Linked DNA regions of Homo sapiens: region 2 is linked to region 1. Evidence: read pairs that join two places in POLR2A ChIA-PET (ENCODE). Cell type or tissue: HepG2. All regions are shown on one strand. Links, peaks and the distances in the headings refer to the core of each region. The heading gives the core; the rest is flanking DNA.

Region 1 (11,166 bases), core at 1,364-9,363:
AACATCAAAAAAAGTGCATCTAAAAGATAACAAATACAAACAAGGCCTATTCTTAAGTTAATAGTAGTATACTGCTGTCAATGGCATACATGGTTTTGACAAAGTGCTTTGGTTATGTAAGATATTATCGTTAGGGAAAGCTGGGTGAAAGACCACCGAAACTCTCTGCGCTCATTTTAAACTTCTTATGAGTCTTACACTATTTCAAAATAAAACATTATAACAATAAGAAAGTAATGCAACAGGAAGATGGGCTAGAATATGTATTCACACACTGTGTATAAAGTATAATGTTAAAAGAGCCAGTGTAAGAGAGATACATAATGGGGTTGGTCCCTCTTAATCCTGCAAGAGGAGAAAGCCAGAGTCACTTCTAGGCCAGGCCCTCTCCAGGCTTCATGGTAACTATGCTTTGAACTTGTTCCTCTGCACCTAGGTCACTGTCACGATCTACTCCTTCAACAAAGCTAGAACCCTCAACACGACCTCCGATCCTTTGACCTCCGACTTTTACCTAATGGTTAAAAACATGGACTTTGATTTGGGGCCTTGCTTTAAATCCAAGCTCTATCTATTATTAGCATTTTAGCCTTGGGCAAATTAACCTGTCTTCTAAGTCTTAGTTTCCTATAAATTTCAGCAATCTCACAGATGGCTTTTTAGGATTAAATGGAAAAACATATATGTTTCCGAGGACCTAGAAGATAGTAAAGACTGTAAATGTTAGACATGATAATGTTGAGGAAGATGGCAAGGAGGAGGATGAGGACAGTCAGAAAGGCCTGTTCATTTTGCATCCTAAGCATCTCTCAAATCCCTTCACGCCATCCCCAGTCCCCTCATTCAGGCTGGGATATTGCAACATCCTCCAGACTTTATGTACCCAATTGTTAATTATCGACTTTCTAAAGGAGATTTGATCCTGTCCAGCACGACATAGAGCATGCAAGCGTTCCTCATGGCCTGATAGCTTGTGATTCTCTATGTGTATGTCTGATTGCTCCTGTTAGACTCAGATTCCCAAAGTCAGGACCTGTGTCTGATTCAGCTTGGGATTTTCCAGGCAGCCTTTTCAGTGTAGTCACTCAACAATATCAGTGATGAAATGCATCTTTACGTGTTTCGATCTTGTCATGGCAGGTCCTTCATGTCATTCAGATCCTAGTCCAGAGGTCATTCCCCAGCCATGCCCTCCTAGACATCTAGTCCAATTCTTCCCTCATTACATCATCTGATCTTCACAACAGCCCTGTGCAGGAGAAGGGACAGTTGTCATGTGTGTAATTTGCCCTTGGCCTCAGCTAAATATTAAGGTCTTGAATATGTGTTGTCTGCCTAGTTCTCATTCTGGAGTTGTCCCTCTTGCTTTGTGAAGTAAAGGAGAGATATTTGGTAACTCCATGGGAACTCAGTCTCTTAGAGGCCTGGGTAGCCACTAGAACACTGAAGAGTGCTCCTAGTATGTTCTAAGGAAGCTATTGATCATGGCTCCCGGTAGACAGGCTGTCACCTTTAGTTCTTGGCATCCTTGTGCAGCCGCATGCTTCACTGAAACCAACCTCCAGGCTACTTCGACATCTACCAGGAAAAACTCTTGCAGCCTTTCCTTCCCATGTCTAGATTGATCCAGAGCAACCATGCTCTGCAGGAAATCTGGTGGGGGTGTGTCCATCAAACTGTGCAGAGCATTTTCATATAATGTCTGATTCACAAGATCAAATAACATTTTGTCTGTGTCTGTGGTTATCTGAAGCTATCCATGCTAGTGTAATTTCCTTGTGATAGTTCCATTCTAACTGGGCTGGGGCTGAGGATTAATGTGATTAATGTGACGTCTGTCCCATCTTTGGCGACTCTCATTCATTCTTGAAATATCTCTGACACCCTAGTTACAGGAGAGGGACTCACTGGACGGTTCATTGTCTCCACTCTAGGTAAGGCCCGCTCCACACTGCAGTCATTGTTACCACCGAAAAGCAAGTCTGAGCATGGCTCTCCCCTTCTCCAGACATCTGGGGGTTGCTGATGCCATAGGATGAAAATCTAATTCTTCAATCTGGCAAACAAGATTCTTGACAAGTTCCGCTGAACTCTCCAGCCTCGTATTATCCCTCCCAGCAGGCTTGCACTTCAGCCGTGTCATTCTGTGTTCTTTCCTACCTGTGTACACATTGTTCCCTTTAACAGAAGGACCCCTATGAGAATGAGCTCAGTCTGGACAAGTCGAGTCCAGGGGTAGCAGCAACAGACTGGAGGTTGGGAAGGGAGGGAGTGTGAGATGTCACTAGACAGGGCAGGCAATGGGTGTTGACCACCTCTCCTGTCTACCTTCCCCCTTGATGACAGTCAGAGGCATCTCCTTGATTCAGTTGGAATCTTGCCTTGATAACATGGGTTCTACTATTCAAAACCCCTGTTGATGGTGACATTTTTGTTGTTGTTGTTTCAAAGCAAGGGAGAATTCAAGGGGGGTGGGGCTATGGAAATCACACATGGAAAACATATTCCTTATTTTTTCTGCTAAAATGTGCGTGGGGCAGATTGAGAAGGATTTGAGGGAGGAGAAATACATAGCAAACATGGCATTTGGAAAGGCTAATTGGATGTGGATGAGCATATTGAGATGATGTTCTATTACTGTCAGAGATAATGTTTTACAGAGATGCTATTTGTGAAGAGAGACCAGTCATTATTGATGGGTCAATGTGCGCTTGGGAATATGGAAGCAATAATGCCCAAGGGCAGTGCCTGCAGAAAGGTTTCAATCAGGCATGCAACTAGAGGGGAAGGAATGGGCACCTTTTGATTTGACTCTGCCCACAGGATTTGACCTATAGGACCTACCTGAAGAGACCCAGGGTTGCATAACAAAATCAAAAGTGGACTTTGACTGGTTTGCTGCTCACTTTGTCCTAGAGATGTGGTCTGATTATTGCACTTAGAATTCAAGAAAGAGGACAAGCCTGTGATTTGGAGAATATGTGTCTCAAGAATTAGAATACCATTCTGATTTCAAGTATCTTTCCATATCCTCATGACCCAGTGAATAATCCTGTACTCACAATATTTCATTGTCCAAACCATAATCTACCCACTTCCATCTGCTCATGGAAAAGTGACAGAATTCTTTGTTCAGAACATGAGTCCCAATTTTAGATTCAGGAAACATGATCCTGAGCCCTGTGAGGTCAGGAGTGGAAAGCTTCAGAAGTAGAAAAAGATTTTGTGAAGATCATTCCATTTTGTTCCAAAGTTTAATTTTTGGTTTTTTTAAAATAGGGCCTGCTCTGTTGCCCAGGCTGGAGTACAATGATGCAATCACTGTAGCCTCATACTCCTGACCTCAAGTGATCCTCCCACCTTAGCCTCCCTGAGTAGCTGGGACTACAGGTGTGTGCCCTCGCACCTGGTTAATTTTTTACTTTTTGTAAAGACTGGATCACACTGAGTTGCCCAGGCTGGTCTCAAAGTCCTAAGCTCAAGCAGTCCTCCTGCCTCAGCCTCCTAAAGTGCTGAGACTACAGACATGAGCCACCATGTCTGGCCCAAAGTTTAATTTGTGTGTGCGACATAAAATGGTCCCAACGGAAACATGAATGAGGAGGGAGAGATAAAGCAAAAAGATCTTAGAATGAGTAATGGGAAGATTCCTTTTGTCGGGGGAGGGAATTCAGGAAAGTCAGAATTCCTTTATACACTGATGAGACCAGCTCTACAGACAGCACTCTGTGGTTTAGCAGGTTATGATCTCGTTTGTTGATGATTCTGGCTCTTGCTTACCTTCATCCTTCTGCTCTGGGAAAAGTGCTCTGGGGTAACCAAGGAAAAGTCCTGCTTCTGAGGCCTCTAGAGCCACAGTTACCAGTTAGAGGTTCAGCTCCCAAACCATTTAATTTCCTAAGAAACTGGTCCAGGGAACACTACTTTTGGAGGTACTTTGCTAAGAGTAGCATCTATAAGAAGACATGAGGGCAAACTTCAGTTTCAGATGTGGCACTTGTCATGATTCCAGAGAGATTCTTTATATAAAAATCCCAGCACAGACCATCCTCTCCCCTTCCAGAGTCCAACGGGGATTTTCAGAACAACTTCACTGTACAACCTGTTTAAGTAAATTTCTAGCACCCTACATCTTCCCTAGTCTTTTTCCCAGTGTTATTTTTCTCCTGATCATTTACCACCACCAAACAAACTCTGTTTTATTTACTTGTCTGGTTTACCGTCTGTGGCTCCCACCCCACTCCTAGAATATACATTTCGTAAATAGCTAGAAAAGAAATTTCTTGCCCAGGGATCTTCTCCCTTCCTTCCTCTGCATGCTCCTGATACATACTATGAGTCTTTTGTTTTCTGTCTTTTTGCAGAGCATTGGCTGTGATGACTACTTAGGCTCCGACAAAGTCGTGGACAAATGTGGGGTGTGTGGAGGAGACAACACGGGCTGTCAGGTTGTGTCGGGCGTGTTTAAGCATGCCCTCACCAGCCTGGGCTACCACCGCGTCGTGGAGATTCCCGAGGGAGCCACGAAAATCAACATCACGGAGATGTACAAGAGCAACAACTATTTGGGTAAGCTTGGTCTTTTTCCAGAGAAAACCGTCTGTCCCTGCCAGATGATGTATTCCTTCAGAACTGTGAGATAGACACAGCAGTGTCCGAGAGTCCCGGGGCATGCAGGCAGTGCCCCTGGGGAATGTCAAAGTACCACCTGGCCTGCGCCTTGAAATGAGAAGCTTGAGTGGAGAACGTTAAAAAAAAAGTCCTTCTTGCAGATAAATACTTAATATCTATACATTTAAACCAGCCTTTGCTTTTCCCAAGAGAAACATGGTTATAAAGTGGATAACAGCCCAAATTATTGCTCTGAGATGGGAGAAGCTCTTTGCAAAGCGCGGAGACCAGCCAGTGTTTGTTCTGTTGGGATTTGAGGTGGCCAGGGACAATTGATCCTATCTATACCTTCACTCCCTGGAGGTCTAAAGCGAAGCCATTTTTCTCTTCTTTCTGCCTCATCTGCCTGGGGCAGCAGACCTATACATAGTAGTGTGCATGTCTTCTGAAAAGCTGTGGAATCCTCCAGCAATCATTTTGGGCAACATCATCAATACTGAGAGGCCAATTTTAACCCATTTTTCTACAAAAGATCTTTGTTGATACTTCCTTCTGGACTTTGGAGCTATTTGCATTCCATCTGATAAAAACCACAAGCCAATCGAACACATTATTTATTTATTTATTTTTTTTTTTTGAGACAGAATCTTGCCCTGTCACCCAGGTTCGAGTGCAGTGGTGCGATTTTTGCTCACTGCAGCCTCCGCCTCCCAGGTTCAAATGATTCTCCTGCCTCAGCCTCCCGAGTAGCTGGGACCACAGGCGTGCACCAACACACCCAGTTAATTTTTGTATTTTTAGTAGAGATGGGGTTTCACCATGTTGGCCAAGCTGGTCTTGAACTCCTGGCCTCAAGTGGTCTGCCCACCTCGACCTCCCAAAGTGCTGAGATTACAGGCATGAGCCACCACGCCTGGCCTTGAACAAATTACTTTTTATGAATTTCTAATAGATGTAAGCATGTTTAAATCAGTTAACAATATAAGGGAGCCATTTGTTTAATGAATAGCTATATTCATTTTTATCTTTTAATTATTTATTGAACAGGAACTTACCTAAAACAAACTATGTGTCAGGCACTATTCTTAATGTGTTGCAAGCATTCAATCTTTGAATTCTCTCAACAGGGAAAAGAAGCTATTCCCATCCCCACTTTACATGTAAGAAAGCAGGCACAGAGAGATTATGTACCTTGCCAAGCTCACCATACCATAACGAGGTGGAGCTGGGGTTCAGACCAGGCAGTCTAGCTCCAGGTGTAGTAGCCTGTCAAGAGATGATACCCATGGGCAGTCTCAGAACCTAAGTTCCTCTGGTGTGCCACTGGCCGTGCAGCAGTCAATGGCTGCAGCACTTGAAAGACTATTAAGTCTGCAACTTTCAAATATCAGGATCACCCACAAGTTAACTCCAGACTCGGGAACTCCATATTCTACAGCTCTTCCATCCCCATCTAGTCAAATGCAGCCAAAACTAAGTGGTTTTACGGGGGGGGAGGAGGAAGGGATGGCAGATGGGACTCAGAGACAAACCCAATCAAAGAAAAACTGTTCAATTTGCTTTGACAAAACCCAGGAGCCACCAGAGTGTCAGAAAACCTAGTTTCCCAGTGAGTGCTTTGTATATTCTTTTTAATACTGAAAAATAGTGTTTGTGTGTTTCCTCCTTTCTTTTGTACTGCTATGAGATCACATCTCCATAAACATCCTGCCTCCTAGAATGGGAAATGTTCTTCTGGGGATTATTTGAATTGTGATTGTGTTCAGATGTACCGGCAAACAATGCCACTTTTTATTAGCTTTGTGTTGCTTTTAGTACATTTTCCCTGGCTATAGTTAGTTGTATTCAGTAAGCAGTTTTCAAGCTGTGCCCCCTGAATAAAAAATAGACATTCTGGGTGAATATCTACTGGATGTCTGAATGGAGGAAGCTCTCGGAGGCTTGTTGTTTTCATCTGGAGTATGGGAATAAGAATCTTCACCTTATAAGTAGTCATGCGATTCAATAGGATACAGATATTTCAGACTCGGCAGAGCCCCTGACACCTATTAGGCAGTTGACAAATGTTCATTGCCTTTCTTTTGTCTCAGAGAGATTGTCAGTTTTGATTCCATCAAAATTGTGGAATAAACATTTCCTCTTTCCTTAAAAAAGATGAAGGGAAGGCAGAGGGAAAATGGAGTCAGTGAGGGGCGGGCAGGGAGGTTCATGTCTGTAAGCCCAGCGCTGTGGGAGGCCAAGGCAGGAGGACTGCTTGAAGTCAAGAGTTCACGACCAGCCTGCGCAACATCAAGTGAGACCCCATCTCTACAAAAAAATTTAAAAATCAGCCAGATGCGGTGACACATGCCTATAGTCTTAGCTACTTGGGAGGCTTAGGCATGAGGATCACTTGGGCCCAAGAGGTCAGGGCTGCAGTGAGTTGTAATCGTGCCACTGCACTCCAGCCTGGGCAATAAAGCAAGACACTATATCAAAAAAAAAAGAAAAAGAAAAAAGTCAATGGAGAGGTGATTCAAAAAGTCAAGTTCAACTTCCTATGCCCAAAGATCAGTGGGGTGCACATGAAATCGGTAGCGTCCATGAAAATATTACATAAGGTCCCGTGTGTGAAGGAGAGAGAGCAGAAACAAAAGAGCAGGCTCTAATGAAAGCAGATTCCAGAGATGACGAACAGAGATTCCTTCTAGAGCACTTACGTCACCTGGGGTGCTTTGTGTATTCTCTTTTTAAAAAATTGATCTATAATTCACATGCCATAAAATTCATCCTTTTGAAGTGTACGTTGGTTACGGCCCTTTTCTCTTCACAGGTGTTCTCTTTACCAAACCCACTATTCCTGCTCTGTGAAGTCTGTATATTTTAAAAGTAAATATACATGAGATTGCTTGAGATCATGTAGAAACCACTACCAGGTGTATCTAGCTATTTTGAACTCTTCGACGGCTATTTTTTACATTGTACATTGTCAAACACTGAAACCTTTTTCAAAGAGATATGTGGTAGGTTTCTCCATAATTCTCTAGGTAACAATGAGGGTTCTGGTTTTCTTACCTTGTGAGTTCTGGCTATGAAAACTGTATTTTCTGTAAAATTTGACTTGATACACAAAATTTACTCAGCTATTTGCATAAGTTTGATCTGCAGAATAAGCAATATAAAGGAAATGAATACTTCACATTTGTATCATTGCTTTCAAGATTCCAGAACTTTTTTTTTTTTCCGAGACAGAGTCTCACTCTGTCGCCCAGGCTGGAGTGCAGTGGCGCCGTCTCAGCTCACTGCAAGCTCTACCTCCCGGGTTCACGCCATTCTCCTGCCTCAGCCTCCCGAGTAGCTGGGACTACAGGCGCTCACCACCATACCCGGCTAATTTTTTGTATTTTTAGTAGAGATGGGGTTTCACCGTGTTAGCCAGGATGGTCTCGATCTCCTGACCTCGTGATCCGCCCGCCTCAGCCTCCCAAAGTGCTGGGATTACAGGCATGAGCCACCATGCCCAGCCAAAGATTCCAGAACTTTTACAACTTTATTTTTTTTTAGTTTCCTGTTGTTTCCAGAATTACCTTTAGTTATTTGTCATGCAAATAAAACTTTCCCTGTGAAATATTTGGTATTTTTTTAAATAACTGATTCCCCAGTAACAATAGAAAATAGATTTCTATGAAAAAGGCAGACTTGTATTTATTAATGCTGAAGCTGATGATTTAATCACCTCATTTAATCTTATTTTTTACTTTTATTTTAGCTTCAGGTGTACATGTGCAGGTTTTTATATAGGTAAAATCACGTCACTGGGGTTTTTTGTACAGATTGTGTCACCCAGGTACTAAGCCTAGTATCCAATAGTTATTTTTTCTGATCCTTTCCCTCCTCCCACCCTCAAGTAGGCCCTAGTGTCTGTTGTTTCTCTGTGTGTGTCCATGTCTTCCATCATTTAGCTCCCACTTGTAAGTGATAGCATGTGGTATTTGGTTTTCTGTTCCTGCGTGGTTTTCTAAGTATAATGATCTCCAGCTTCACCCATGTTCCTGCAAAGGACATTGTCTTATTCTTTTTATGGCTGCATACTATTCCATGGTGTATATGTACCACATTTTCTTTCTCTCATCTGTCATTGTTGGGCATTTAGGTTGATTCCATGTCTTTGCTATAATGAATAGTGCTGCAGTGAACATATGCATGCATGTGTCTTTATGGTAGGATGATTTACATTCCTTTGGGTATATACCCAGTAAGGGATTGCTGGGTCGAATGGTAGTTCTGTTTTTAGCTCTTGGAGGAATCACCACACTGCTTTCCACCATAGTTGGAAAATATTTACATTTCCAGCAACAGTGTATAAGTGTTTCCTTTTCTCCATAACCTCGCCAGCATCTGTTCTTTTTTGACTTTTTATTAATAGCCATTCTGACTGGTGTAAGATGGTATCTCATTGTGGTTTTGATTTGCATTTCTCTAATGATTAGTGATATTGAGCTTTTTTGCATATGCTTGTTGGCCATACATACGTCATCTTTTGAAAAGTATGTCTTCTGTTCATGTCTTTTGCCCACTTTTTAATGGGGTTGTTTTTTTTTCCGTAAACTTGTGAAAGTTCCTTATAGATGCTGGATATGAGACCTTTGTCTGATGTATAGTTTGCAAATATTTTCTCCCATTCTGTAGGGTATCTGTTTACTCTGTTGACAGTTTCTTTTGCTGTGCAGATGCTCTTAAGTTTAATTACATCCCATCTGTCAATTTTAGCTTTTGTTTCAATTGCTTTTAGCATCTTCATCATGAAATCCTTGCTAGTTCCTGTGTCCAGAATGGTGTTACCTAGGTTGTCCTCTAGGGTTTTATAGTTTTGGGTTTTACATTTAAGTCTTTAATCTATCTTGAGTTGATTTTTATATATGGTGTAAGCAAGGGGTCCAGTTTCAATCTTCTCCATATGGCTAGCCAGTTCTCCCAGGACCACTTATTGAATAGGGAGTCCTTTCCCAATTGCTTGTTTTTGTCAGCTTTGTCGAAGATCAGATAGTGGTAGGTGTGTGGCCTTATTTCTGGGCCTTATTTCTCTATTCTGTTTCACTGGTCTATGTGTCTGTTTTTGTACCAGTACCACTCTGTTTTGATTACCGTAGCCCTGTAGTATAGTTTAAAGTCAGGTAACGTGATGCTTCCAGCCTTGTTCTTTTTGCTTAGGATTGCCTTGGCCTTTGGGGCTCTTTTTTTGATCCATATGCATTTTAAAATAGTTTTTTCTAGTTCTGTGAAGAATTTCATTGGTAGTTTGGTAGGAATAACATTGAATCTGTAAATTGCTTTGGGCAGTATAGCCATTTTAATGATATTGGTTCTTCCTATCCATGAGCATGGAATGTTTTTCCATTTGTTTATGTCATCTCTGATTTCCTTGAGTGGTGTTTTGAATTAAAATTTCAGAGATCTTTCACCTCCCTGGTTAGCTGTATTCCTAAGTATTTTGTTCTTTTTGAATTACCTCATTTTAAATGATTTTTTAAGCCCTCAATATTTAAATGAGCATCCCTAGGATTCTCTTTTTTTAACTTTTAAGTTAAAGGTACAAGTGCAGGTTTGTTACATAGTTAAACTTGTATTATGGGGGTTTGTTGTACAGATTATTTCATCACCCAGGTATTAAACCTAGTACCCCTAAGTTATTTTTCCTGATCTTCTCCCTCCTCCCACCCTAGGCTTCTCAGTTAATAACAGTAGTCATACCACACATATATAATACTTCAGTCTCCAAAGCATTTTCACATACATGGCCTTCTGATCTTTAACACTGGACATTATTTATTAATACTTTGCTTATTCCAAAAAGCTTTAGACGTACTAAAACTTACTATTAATACTTTGCTTATTTCAAAATGCTTTAGACTTACTAAAACTTACTGAAGGTATAATTATAGAGTTAAGATATGAAAATTAAAATTTAAAACTTAAAAACTAAATAGAAAACGGAGGCATGTATTCCAGAAACCTTGGCTGATATATTTATAGTGATGGTACATTAAAGTTAACTCTGAGTTTCTGGCTTAATTTAGTTTGACCATCAAGGCCTAGCCTACTAGACTCAGATTCTGAAGGCTTTGGGTCTGGCCCCTTCCCAGCCATAACTCCTAGGAGGAGTGGCCTATGTAGAGCTGGGGGAAGAGGCCAACTCACCACAATGCTTACTCTTGTCTCCAAGCAAAGCTAGAGAAATCATAACATTTAATGGTGCACATATTTCAGGAGATAAGATGTTTATTCATCTCATTTGGGGTTATACACCAATGAAACTCTGCAGACTTGAGCTCCAAATTTCTGTTTATTTGAATTTGTTTACATGCTCCAAAATATAGACTGTTTCATGAGTTCTAGAGTCCTAAATTTTTTTAAATGGGAAAGACTTTAGAACTCCTGTATCTATTGTAAGCTATGAATTCTCCTTTTGTATGTGAATTATTCTGAACTCTGCCATTTGGGGAAAAAAAAGTTTATTTAAATGATTGACATTTTGTATTACTTGCCTTTTTCTTAATAAAAGATATTGTAAAATTA
Region 2 (11,166 bases), core at 1,850-9,849, 150 kb before region 1:
ATTTTGTAAAGTGGTAAAATGGTGTTTTATTTATTTTGAGGGGAAAGAATGCACGAACATGTTTTCTAAATGTGGTTCATGCCCACATGTCATACTGAATGTTTTCTTTCAAAAAGAATTGATCGTGCACCTTCTGTGTTCAGGCATGGTGTCAGGAGTGGTCCTTGCCCGTAAGGAGTTTATGGTCTGCTGAGTTTATGGCCATGTTGTTCCTTAACTCCCATCTGTGGTTTTGCTGATCTAGATCTTAGGAATCAAATATCTTTTGCCTCCAGGTTTGTGTTTTTTGGTTTTTTTCCTTCTGTAATTTAGGTTGTGCACCATGATGTTTAGAACAATGCATTACCCGTCAGGATGAGTGATCTGTTTCAGCCTCTCCCTCCAAACTGCCCAGGGTTAAGTATTGGATTGTACTGACTCTCTCACTCTTCCTTCCCCATGTACTGTCAAGAGGAGCTTGCCATCAGCATGGCACAGAGACAGTAAATTTGTCTCCAGAGACTGACTCTACCCCGTAAGGCCCATGCCAACCAAGGCCAGGTTGTTTGCAGGTGGCCTGCTTTGTCGAACCTTTAGTCCCCTCCAGCACAAGTGCCCCACACTGACATCCCATCAGATACAAGAATGTCAACACAAGGTTATAGAAATCCATGTAATTCACACAAAACAACACGTTAAACTTTCAACTTGCGTAAAGGATCAGATGATCCCATTGTATCCCACAATTCCATTTCCACCACTTACGGCGGCCTGAAGAGCAGGTTGTCTTTCCTGGTCTGAACTGGCCCAAGGCTACTGCCATGGCAGGACCCTTCTGCCAGCTCCATGGGGTTTGTGTTTCAGGCTCAGCTGCCCTGTGAGGTGCAGCCTGTTCTGTTACAACTTGTGTTACAACGTTGCTTAGTTCACAAATAACTGGTAAAAGGTAGAATGTTATCAGTGTGCCATGCAAGTTAGTTTGGTTCATCTGTAAGTTTTCCTAGGCAGGGGGAAGTGGAATAGTGGGAGCAGAATTGAAAACTTCAACAGGACAAACACATACACACACACTCACACACAACCCAAAACTCTCAGTAGGGTGTTGCATAGGCAGGAGCCTTTTTAGATGTGTATTAGGCAAATTTAAAATGAGACATGAGCACATGCCTCGGGCTGCCCCCAGGGGAGGTCGCTGAAGCTCCAGGACTGCAGTTGGTTGTGCTTCCTCCTGTACACCTGTAATGGCTACCCCGCTGGCTCAGAGCTCTGCCTCACCGCCCTGCCCCAGCACCTGCAAGCCAGTGTGCCACTTTTTTGATGTTGTATGTTTTTAATATTCCCTGAGACAGACTCCAGAGTTCTGAGTTTCTTACTTGGGGTGTCAAATTATATTCCAGGAACCAATTTGGGTTTTCCTGGCTTCTGGTTAAAAAGCTGGACAGATTTTGAGTTGTTTGCTCTTATTTCTCTCATAAACTGCACTATTTTGTAGAACACAAGATTTTTCAGGAAGTATACTGAAAGGCCTGTACTTAGTTGTGTGTTTTTCTTTCAGCCACACTCAGATCTTCCCCTTCTGGTATGTTCTCAGCTGGAGACACTGCTCCCCGCATTGTCCCAAAGTTTGAAAGGTGGGGGCTGAGGAGAGAAGGGGAGTAGTCAGGCAGTTTCTAGCAGTTACCTCCCCACATTGCCACCTAGAACCTCATCTGCCTCCCTCTACACCCCAAGCTCCAGGAAGGCAAAGACCAAATCTTTGGACTCCATATCCTTTGTGCCTGGAGAAAAGCTTGGACTTGGTGTTGGAATGTTACTTTGAGTTGTCTTTGACAGGTATCAGAAAGCCACATGCCCTCCCCATGGAAGCAGGACCAGAATTAGACTGCAGGACTTTAGAGACAAACCCCATGAAGCTCCAAGGGGTTCATTCTAACTCAACTGAGCAAATTAACCACTTCTCCAGTTAGATCTTCTAATAACTTTTGTTGGGTTTTTCTCCTGCAGTTAGGGAATAGCAAAGTCTTCACTACCAAAAAATAAAATAAAAAGTACAATGATGCAGTAATGTCATTTGAAAATAATAGTGAAGGAAAAAGAAGTATGTGATTGAGAAAGATGCTTATGTGAGTTATGAACATTGCTAAGGGGGCGGGAGGACCACTTAATGATTCAGTGAAATGGGAACTGTCTAGACAAGTAATTCATATAGCTCATGTTGAAGCCAGCCCTTCAGGAGTTTGCACCAGAGCCCAACCTCAGCTCTACCTACTGGAGTCTCAGGGCTTTGTTTTGCCCTGGGTTAAGCCACATCACAGTTGGCTGCCAACTTTGAACAATGAGTAGCTTACCATAAGAAGCCCAGGCCTAAGGGAATTCATCTTCTCCCTCATGCCAGTTATAGTAACGGGCAGGGAAACCTGAGTCCAGCTGCCAACAGTCATTAAATGCAGAGGACTTCTTCCCCAGGTTCAGATGGTCATGGTTACCTTGGCCAGATCCTCCCTACCCAGTTTTGCCCTGCTGTCCCTCCCAAATCCCCAGAGGCAAGGGCCAAAGTCACCGCACTGAAAATCAGAGGCTGTGCCTTTCATTACCAGCTCTGCAAAGGGCCTGCGGCAGGGGGTGGGGTGGTGGGGTGTTGTGGGAGGTCATTGAACCTGTATGCTTCTCAGTTCCTCATCTGCAAAGTAAAGGGGGTGAGCTAAAGCATTTCAGTTTTCTTCTGAGTAGAGAAGTGAGATACATTTTCAGTGTAGAATTTGTAAAACACAGAAAACTATCATGTATATGTAGTGTATTTTTAGGTATTATAAATATGTTGGATCCTGCTGCTTCTCTTAACATTATATGAAGCACTTCTCCATGCATTACAAAAATTCTGTGTAAGTTTTAATAGCTACCTAAAATTTTACAACTGCTTGCTTTGAAAAATGCCTTCCAGGTCAAACATTTTAGAATTCTTTGAGCGTGATGCAAAAAGAAAAATAAAAGGATGGATTTTTTTTTTTTTTCAAAAAAGGAAGCATTTCTGAGAGAGAGGGAGGAGGCAGGTGGAATCTTTGGATACCGAGTTGTAGGAACTGGGGGGATAATTTAATCATGTTATTATTGGAAGCAGTCCTCCATGGGTTTACTCATACTCCTACATGTCATGTTAGGTATGACCAGAATATGAGGACATGATCCCCTTTACCTGACCCATTTTTCAGGACTGTGTTTTCAGTAAGCAACATTTAGAAATGAGGGAAGGCCTACCTCCAGAATGAAGAACAGGCTTGTTTATTGCTTGCTGTGAATGCAGTGCATTCCCAAGCTCAGTATTCATCCACTGCATTGCAAACACACTGCATGTGGAATATGTCTGGACCTCTCTGCATTGCCCCTGTGGACTTGGAGACAAGGGGAACCGACTGCAAACACTGATATCCATGCTACTTGCTGTGCCATGAGTAATAAAGTCCTTTGTCTCATTATCCAAGATTCTCTGCTAGTATCCATGAAACCATGATAGATTAACTCATTAGCTTGTAAGTAAGTGGAGTAAAATCAACCCCCAGGCCAAGTAATGATTACATGTTAGTTATACAATGGTAGATGAGCAGCAAGGGCATTTCGACTTCAAGAAGCAAAGCATCTAACTTAATTTTACACAGCTAGTGGCAGAGCTAGAAATCAAACCTGGGTCTGTTGGACTCCAAATCCCACATATTTTATTGGCTGCTTTCACCATACTGTATCTTGCAGGCAGTAGGAACCATTTGATATGAAATTAATAAAGAACCTCAAATGGACTCTTCATTTTAAAAAGTGGTGGATCCTAGGTAGGTGTTAAGTCTGAAGCTACTTTCCCCAGGAAAGTTTGCCATCTGTTACCTATTTGGAGAATTTCTCTACCAAGCTACCCAACTGGTTTATTTAGATTGAATGATGAAAACATTTAAATCTGGTTGTTGTAGTGTTTCATTGGCTTTAAAAAGAATTTTTTTTCTCCAGCAGGCTCTAGTGCATAACTATTGTCGATATTTTTAAAAATGAAATGAATACAGTAGGAATCATTCTAATATCCATATTGGCAGAAGTTAGAAGCTTTTCATGCTGGAACGAAGAGGAGGTAATGAATAACCCTAGAGCTGTGTGTCGCTGCTCTACTGGGGCAAGATACATTTTATTAAAAACAGAACTTTGCCCATTGGTAGAAAGTTGTTGCATTGATAGAACACCCAATGCGCTTGCCACTAGCGCTCAGCACAGTGTCTAGTGTCTGGTAAACACTCAGTAATTGGTAGATTTTATTATGACTTGGTACTCGGTAAATGTTTTCCCAGTGAATGACAGCTGTTTGTTCATCCTTCACTTATTTTGTATTTATTGAGTGCCTACTGAAAGGACAAATCTATACTAGGCACTGAGGCTACAGCTGCAAACAAGGCAAAAGTGCCTGCCCTCATGGAGCTTATCTTTCAGAGGGGAGATTGATAATAAATGCACGGACATAGAATATCAGTGACCATAGCTGCTCTGAAGAAAAGTTGAATAGGAGAAACAGGCTGGAGAGAAAGATGGTGTGAGTGGGCTCTTCTAGATTCTGTGATCAGGGAGGTCCTTGCTTGGTTAGGACGTCTACAGAGTGACCTGAATACAGCATGGGAGCAAACAGCAGGGAGATGTGGCAATGCTGCTGCCTGGATTAGGGCAAAGCATGAGATGGACCTGAAGACAAACCAGGTTTTCTTCGTAGCCCAGCCTCATGTTCTGTTACGGACCACGGTCTCTCTACAGACCTTAACTCACCTGTAGTCTGGGGATAAACCTCATGCTTAACAACAGCAGGTAGAGTCTTTGGCATTGTGAAGGATAATTAAAAGTCTCATTATTTACCTCAGATTGCCATCAAAGAAGTAGAATCATTCTTTTTGCTTGAATGTGACAGTATTGCTATATGCTAGGCTCTTATATAAGAGGATGGGTGAGCTCACGTTTGGCGGTGTGGTCGAGTGATGTTTTGTGTGAGAGGATGGATGACCTCACGTTTGGCGGTGTGGTCGAGTGATGTTTTGTATGAGAGGATGGCTGAGCTTATGTTTGGTGATGTGATAAAGAGATGTTTTGCTGTAAGGGTCAAGGGGAGAAGTCTGAGTACAGAGCAAGATAAAGAAAATGTGGCTTCTGTCTTCAGCAGAGCCAATCAAATGGAAAGGGCACCAAATAATGGGAAACAGAGAGAACAAAGAGGAAGGGGGAAGAGAGTTGGACTGTTTGTGGCCTGTGTGTGGAACTGGTAACCAAGTTGGTCTTGAGGGACGTTTTAACAGACATTTGGTATTGGACTGAGGCAGAGTTTGGGGATGTCTCCACCAGCTTCTCTTTCTCAGATTTGGTTTAGGGGCCTGAAGAAGGAATAATAGATTCTCTCCCCTGCTACAGCTGAAGTGGGGAATAAAGGTGGGAGGATTCAGAGACTTTTCAAAGGCCAAGGTGTTCACTCTGAATTGAACACCACAGATTTTTGTTGTTGTTTTTCCTTCCTCCCAGGAAAAAGGAAAAAGATTTACTTTCACTACAAATATTTAAGGATCTGTTGAGTTCATTTTCACAAAAGAATTAAAACGTGGGAAAACCAAATTTCCCCCCTCCCACTGCTTTTGTTTTGGCTTTTGCTTAATTTTGTAACATTAATTCTTTGATCCTTCCAACCACAAATCATTTAAGTGACTTTGATTAAGTAATCACTTAACTTCCCAAATTCTTTGTATCATGATTGTATTTCTTGTCATATTTTATACAATTATAATGAGGTTTTACAAAGCAGGTTCAGATGCCAGCGCACCTGGGCTCCTCCTGGCGCACTGCGATTTAAAGCAAGTTATTTCACCTCTCAGGGCTTAGCTTTAGCATCGATAAGAAAAGCTTGGTATTTAATACACATCCCCCACAGAGACGGTGTCGGGAATTTTATTCAGTTAGTGTTTATAAAGGATCTTTATTGGCAACCCTAGGGAGGGTGATATACATGAATATTTTAATATGCAATGAACAATCTGCTGTTTGGGCCATCTAGGCAATGTTATGTAATGACCTATTATTTTGGCTTCATATCCCCTACAGAGACCTTTCTCTGGCTTCTCTGGAGACCGAGTTTTGTTGTTATCCCAGCAGCTAAGAAATCAGGGGGTAACCGCCCAGGCTGAACACATGGCAAATTCTATGCCTAATGTGTTCTTCTTTGGTGTGGAGGTTCCGATGATGTCTGCACAGGCCTGGGCAGCAACTTCCAATGTTTTGAGGGTTAATGCAAATCTGTGAAATACGAAACCTCCAGTGTAGCTCACAGGTTTTCTCAAAAATGCTAGCAAATTACCCTTAATTTTGCTCACTGTACAGCTTTATTAGGAGTACTGGTTGACTCCCACTGAGATTTATGCATTGCTGCATTGCAAAGGTTGAACCACTTCAGCCCGGCAGCGTTTTCCTGTGACCCCTGCGTTTACAATAACTATTAAAGACGACAGTAAAACATATATAATGGACATGGTTCAAATATTTCCCACTGCTTCTGAAATGATTATTTCTCCACAAGAGCAAAAGACCAGTGAAATCTGGGCTTAAGGCGAGGCAGCAACAAAAACCACGGGTTTTTAAGTTTAAGCTAATATTTAACATAGGATAAGGACTACTGGTAAATATTGATTTATCTTCTCTCCTATTCCCCTGGGGGCTTAATCTCGCCGCTCAGAACATTAAACAATTGTTTATTTTTCCACCAGTATTATAAAAACAATACTAGAATTCTTTTCCTTTTTTTTCTTTTTTTTAAGAAATAAAAAGTATCCAGTATCCCAGCAGGACAGAGCAACTGCGTAAGTGTTGAGTGAAACATCCATACGAGAGTAGGGCTTGTGGTAGCTCTGTTTTTTACAGGGACTTGCTTCTTTGCCTGGTCAGGACACAGATTTTTAGCTGCAATAATACTTGAAGGAGTTCTTTTAACTCTAGAAAATGAAAACATACATCTTGGTGCAGGAAGCTCAAAACCCAGTGTTTTACGAATAAGGAAATCAACAGAGATCAGAGCAAAGAAATTGATCCAAAATTTAAGCAAGGGCTCAGGAATGATAATCATGACACAGCTGATGAGTAGTGTTGAAGAAGATGCAGAATCAGAGGAATCTCATGGGAGACCAGACATCCACACACCACTTCTAGAGGCTTTCCAAGATGGCGTGAGCCGAGAGCTTCCTGTCATCTCTGTACTTAGGAAATGTGCCATCCTTGCATTGCCCTTAGCCTCAGTTTTACTGTTCCTTGTACATAGCGGGATTGTTACTTCCATCAAGCAAAGCAGTCCTTAAGTTTCATAGACTGTTACAGCATTGTCTAATTGGCTCCTCACCCTGTTTCAGATAGGTTAGGAAAGTATCTTTAAAACCACTTTATATGTCAAAGGACTTGTATTTAGAATATGGAAAGAACTCAATAAGACTAACAACTTAATAAAATGGGCAAAAGGCTTAAATTGACATTTAGCAAAAAAGATATATGAAGGGCCAATAATTACATGAAGGTGGTCAACATCATAAATCATCAGGAAAATGCAAACGAAAACCTCCTTGCAGAACCACTAATGCTACTTTATTCTCAATACCAAGGTGAGGATGAGAGACTGAAACACTCACACATTGCTGATGGGCGTGTAAAATGGTACAACCACTTTGGACAACTGACCCAGCAATGAAATTGCTGGGTATTTACTCAGGAGAAATCAAAATACAGACACAGAGGACTTGAACATGAATATTATTAGCAGCTCTATTCGTAGTAGCTCAAAACTGGAAACAACGCAAACATCTATCAATAGGTAAATAGATAAGTTGTGGCTTCTGCATGCAATAGATATACTCAGCAACAAAAAACAAACTATTGATTCAACACCATGGATGAGTCTCAGAAACATTATGTTGATCAAAAGAAGCCAAACACACAAGAATTGATCTGTAACATTCCATTTATATGCAGCTCTAGGAGAGGTGGAACTATGATGATGAAAGTCAGAAAGTAGTTGCCTCCATTTAGGGAAATTGACTTACTTGTTTACTTGCTTTATTTAGGGAAATTGACTTACTTGCTTAAGTAAATGGGTGAGCCAGTGCTTGAACTCAGGCCAACAGATCTCAGGGCTAGGGCCCCACTGGCTACATCACACTCTCTCAGCATAGAAGGAAGGTGAGGAAGAACGAGGCACAGCAGCTGGGGAGCAGAAGGAAGGCAGGTAAGGTATCAGGAGAAAGGAAAGGCAGAAGTCACTGAGGTCACATTTCTGTCCTGGGCATAAGGCTCATAATGGCACCTGTGATGGAAAGAGGCCCTTCCATCGTGGCCACCTGCAGAAGTAATTAGGAGGGCTTGACAGATGTGGGAGAGAGAAGCATCATCATCCAACTGGTGGAGCCTGCCAGTAGAGAAGGTATTAAAGTTATTCTCTTGTTGGTATCCAAATGGGATTTTTATCATCATAGTCCCACCTCTCCTAGAGCTGCATATAAATGGAATGTTACAAATCAATTCTTGTGTGTTTGGCCTCTTTTGATCAACATAATGTTTCTGAGATCCATCCATGGTATTGAATCAGTTTGTTTTTTGTTGCTGAGTAAACAATAAACTTGTTTTATTCGTAAGATCTTTTAAAAATTCTTCATGACATAATTAATACATATACACTGCAGAAAGAAAATATACATAAAAGAAGAAAAAATAAAACCTCCTATGGTCTTATTATCCCGTGATAATCTCTGATCTTTGTTTTTGTTTTTCAGTAAATAAAAACATTTTAAACAAAAATGGGATCATATACTATACGTGCTGTTTTATAATATGCCTTTTAAACAACATATCAGTGAACATTTCTCTCTATCAGAGGGTATAATTTCTATTGGATACATAACATCCTATGGGTGGATATATCCAAATTTTGTTTAACCAAACCTCTGCTACTACATATTTAAATTGTTTCCAGTTTTTAGTTACTACCTACTACCCCCTACAAGAGAACATCTTGAACATAACACATTTGCTCACTTTTTTTCAGTATTTCCTCAAGGAAAACTCTAGAAGTGGAAATTCTAGGTCAAATGGTTTGGACATCCTTAAGGAATTTAATACATATTGTCAATTATTGTTTTTGAAATGGTTTTAGCAATTTACATTCTCACCAGCAGTGAATGAATGTGTTATTCTGTGTCACCTTAACAGGTGGACTATAACTTTCGTCCCTGTGCTAAGTACTACCTCTTTTCATTGAAGCACCTGTCAGGATTAGAAATTAACCTTTGATGTTGTCTAGCTCCATCTCCCAAGCAATGGCTGAATTCCCTTTTGGATTCTGCTAGTTTGAAATGAAAACCATTTCTTTAAAAATGTTAATTTGAAAACATGATTGATGTTTGAGTGTAGTAGAAAAATTGGAGGAGCCAGAAACAGAAGTGATCCTGGGGTCAGAGTACCTGGGTTTCAGGGCTGGCCGCGTCCTTGTCTGTAGTTGTGTAATCACCAGCAAGTTGCTGACGTACCCTGCCTGGGTCTCTGTGTCCCCATGTCTAAGACAAGGGGATTGAGGGGGGCTCAATCTCTACATTGTCTTTAGTTATGACATTCAATAAATCTTCGGCTATTTAAAGCATTCCTTTCAAGGGCTGGGCTTGTAAATTAAGCGTGGCAGGCCTTTGAAATGCAGCTTGTGTGGGAAAGGAAACAAACCCAGCAGCTAGTTTGCTGCTGGATCAGAATTCGATGTTCTTTGTGAAGTAATAAATTGTGTCTTGGCTCCTGGATTGTTCCAGGTTGCCTCGGGTTTCACGGAAGTGGCTTTTTCAGGAATGGTTCCCATTGCCGGAAAGTGGGTGTTAATTTGTGCCTTGGCTATTTTTCAGGGCACATTCTGGCAAAATCCTGGCATCTTTTTCAGAGGATCAGCAGATGTAATGACCTGGGGGTTGCTCCCCTTGCAAGAGGACACATGCTCTATGTTAATACCCCAAATCAAGCCTATAGTCAGAGGCCTAGGTTTTATAATAGAGCACTTATCCTGGGCATGCCAAGGGTTTTTGACCAAGTGGAAACACTTTGGGACATGTACCACAGGAAACAGGACAGCGGAATGCTTAGTAATGGTTAGCATTTCTAAATAAAGTATCTGCTCTCCACTGAAATGGGGTACAGGTGGTGTCCTGGAAGAGGAGAGGAAGCTAATGGAAGTGAAGAAAGAATAAAATAGAATAACATCTGTGTTTGGTGCTCCACAGCTTGCAGCCTACATTAACATACTTTATTTACTCTACACAATGTCCCCAGGATATCATCATTGCCATTTTGTCCCAATTTACCACCGAGCAAATGCAAGGGTTGGAGTGTTGGTCGTGAGTGGCCCAATCACCTCTGCAACAACCTCACGGCTTGGCTTAAAATACCGTAAATCCCTGCTTCCTTGGCAGATCTTCATAGTCTCATACCTCCTTTCTCTTCTATGACAATTGAAAAATTACTTTTTTCTTACTCTTTGAGTCCATAGTCATAAATTCAAGTCATTTGCCAATCTTCAGTATAATGCAATTGGAAAACATTGTCTAGTCTAGTATTTCCCAGACTTTAATTTTTAAAATTATTTTCAACTTTTATTTTAGTTATTTGCACACTGTCTTCACAATTTATGCCACATCTGTGTGCCACCTGTACCATTATTTACATTATTTGTTTTCAGACAAATTACAATTTCACTTTTTTCTTGCTCTAAGAACTCTAGTAACTGAAATCATTAGTTTGATGTACCAGTTATAGTTTTCTAATGTATGCTATCACATAGCTGTTAAAATCTTGTGTTCATTTTTTGTAGTACATAATATATCTCACTTCTCCCTTTGATATACACACTATACTCTGAGGAATTAATTTAAATGAAATAAAATTTCAAAATTCAGTTTCTTGGTTGAGTTAGCTGCATTTTAAGTGTCCAGTTGACACATGTAGCTTAACGGCTGCCATATTGGGCAGGGCAGACTAGAACATTCTGTCATCCCAGGAAGTTCTATCAGACAGACTCTTCCTAAGGTTTGTCCAGGGCACTTAAAGCAGCAGACATTTCACTGCTTTCATTAGCCTAAGCTAGACTAACATACAAGATTATCAAAAGAAAGGTGA

Evidence for each region. Peaks named below come from ENCODE experiments on the same cell type or tissue, not always from the same donor. Only the 100,000 strongest peaks of a DNase experiment are listed, where the experiment ranks them.
Region 2: POLR2A ChIA-PET joins it to region 1 with 5 read pairs; 1 of 35 experiments calls an interaction of 5 or more read pairs at or near these places.

The regions. Positions count from the first base shown.
Region 1 is chr15:71,656,166-71,667,331 of GRCh38, forward strand. It overlaps THSD4 (thrombospondin type 1 domain containing 4), which reads left to right. Exons shown (of 18, transcript NM_024817.3): 8 at 4,365-4,569. Among named protein-coding and RNA genes, the nearest start is that of THSD4-AS2, 30 kb to the right of the region's middle. RefSeq lists an enhancer at 1-575. In HepG2, for the core only: no CTCF peak of the experiment used is centred there; a DNase peak (open chromatin) is centred at 5,146.
Region 2 is chr15:71,505,962-71,517,127 of GRCh38, forward strand. The region is part of intron 7 of THSD4 (thrombospondin type 1 domain containing 4); the gene reads left to right. The region is part of intron 2 of LOC107984716 (a long non-coding RNA gene); the gene reads right to left. Among named protein-coding and RNA genes, the nearest start is that of THSD4-AS2, 180 kb to the right of the region's middle. In HepG2, for the core only: no CTCF peak of the experiment used is centred there; a DNase peak (open chromatin) is centred at 6,610; H3K27me3 peaks cover 3,510 bases.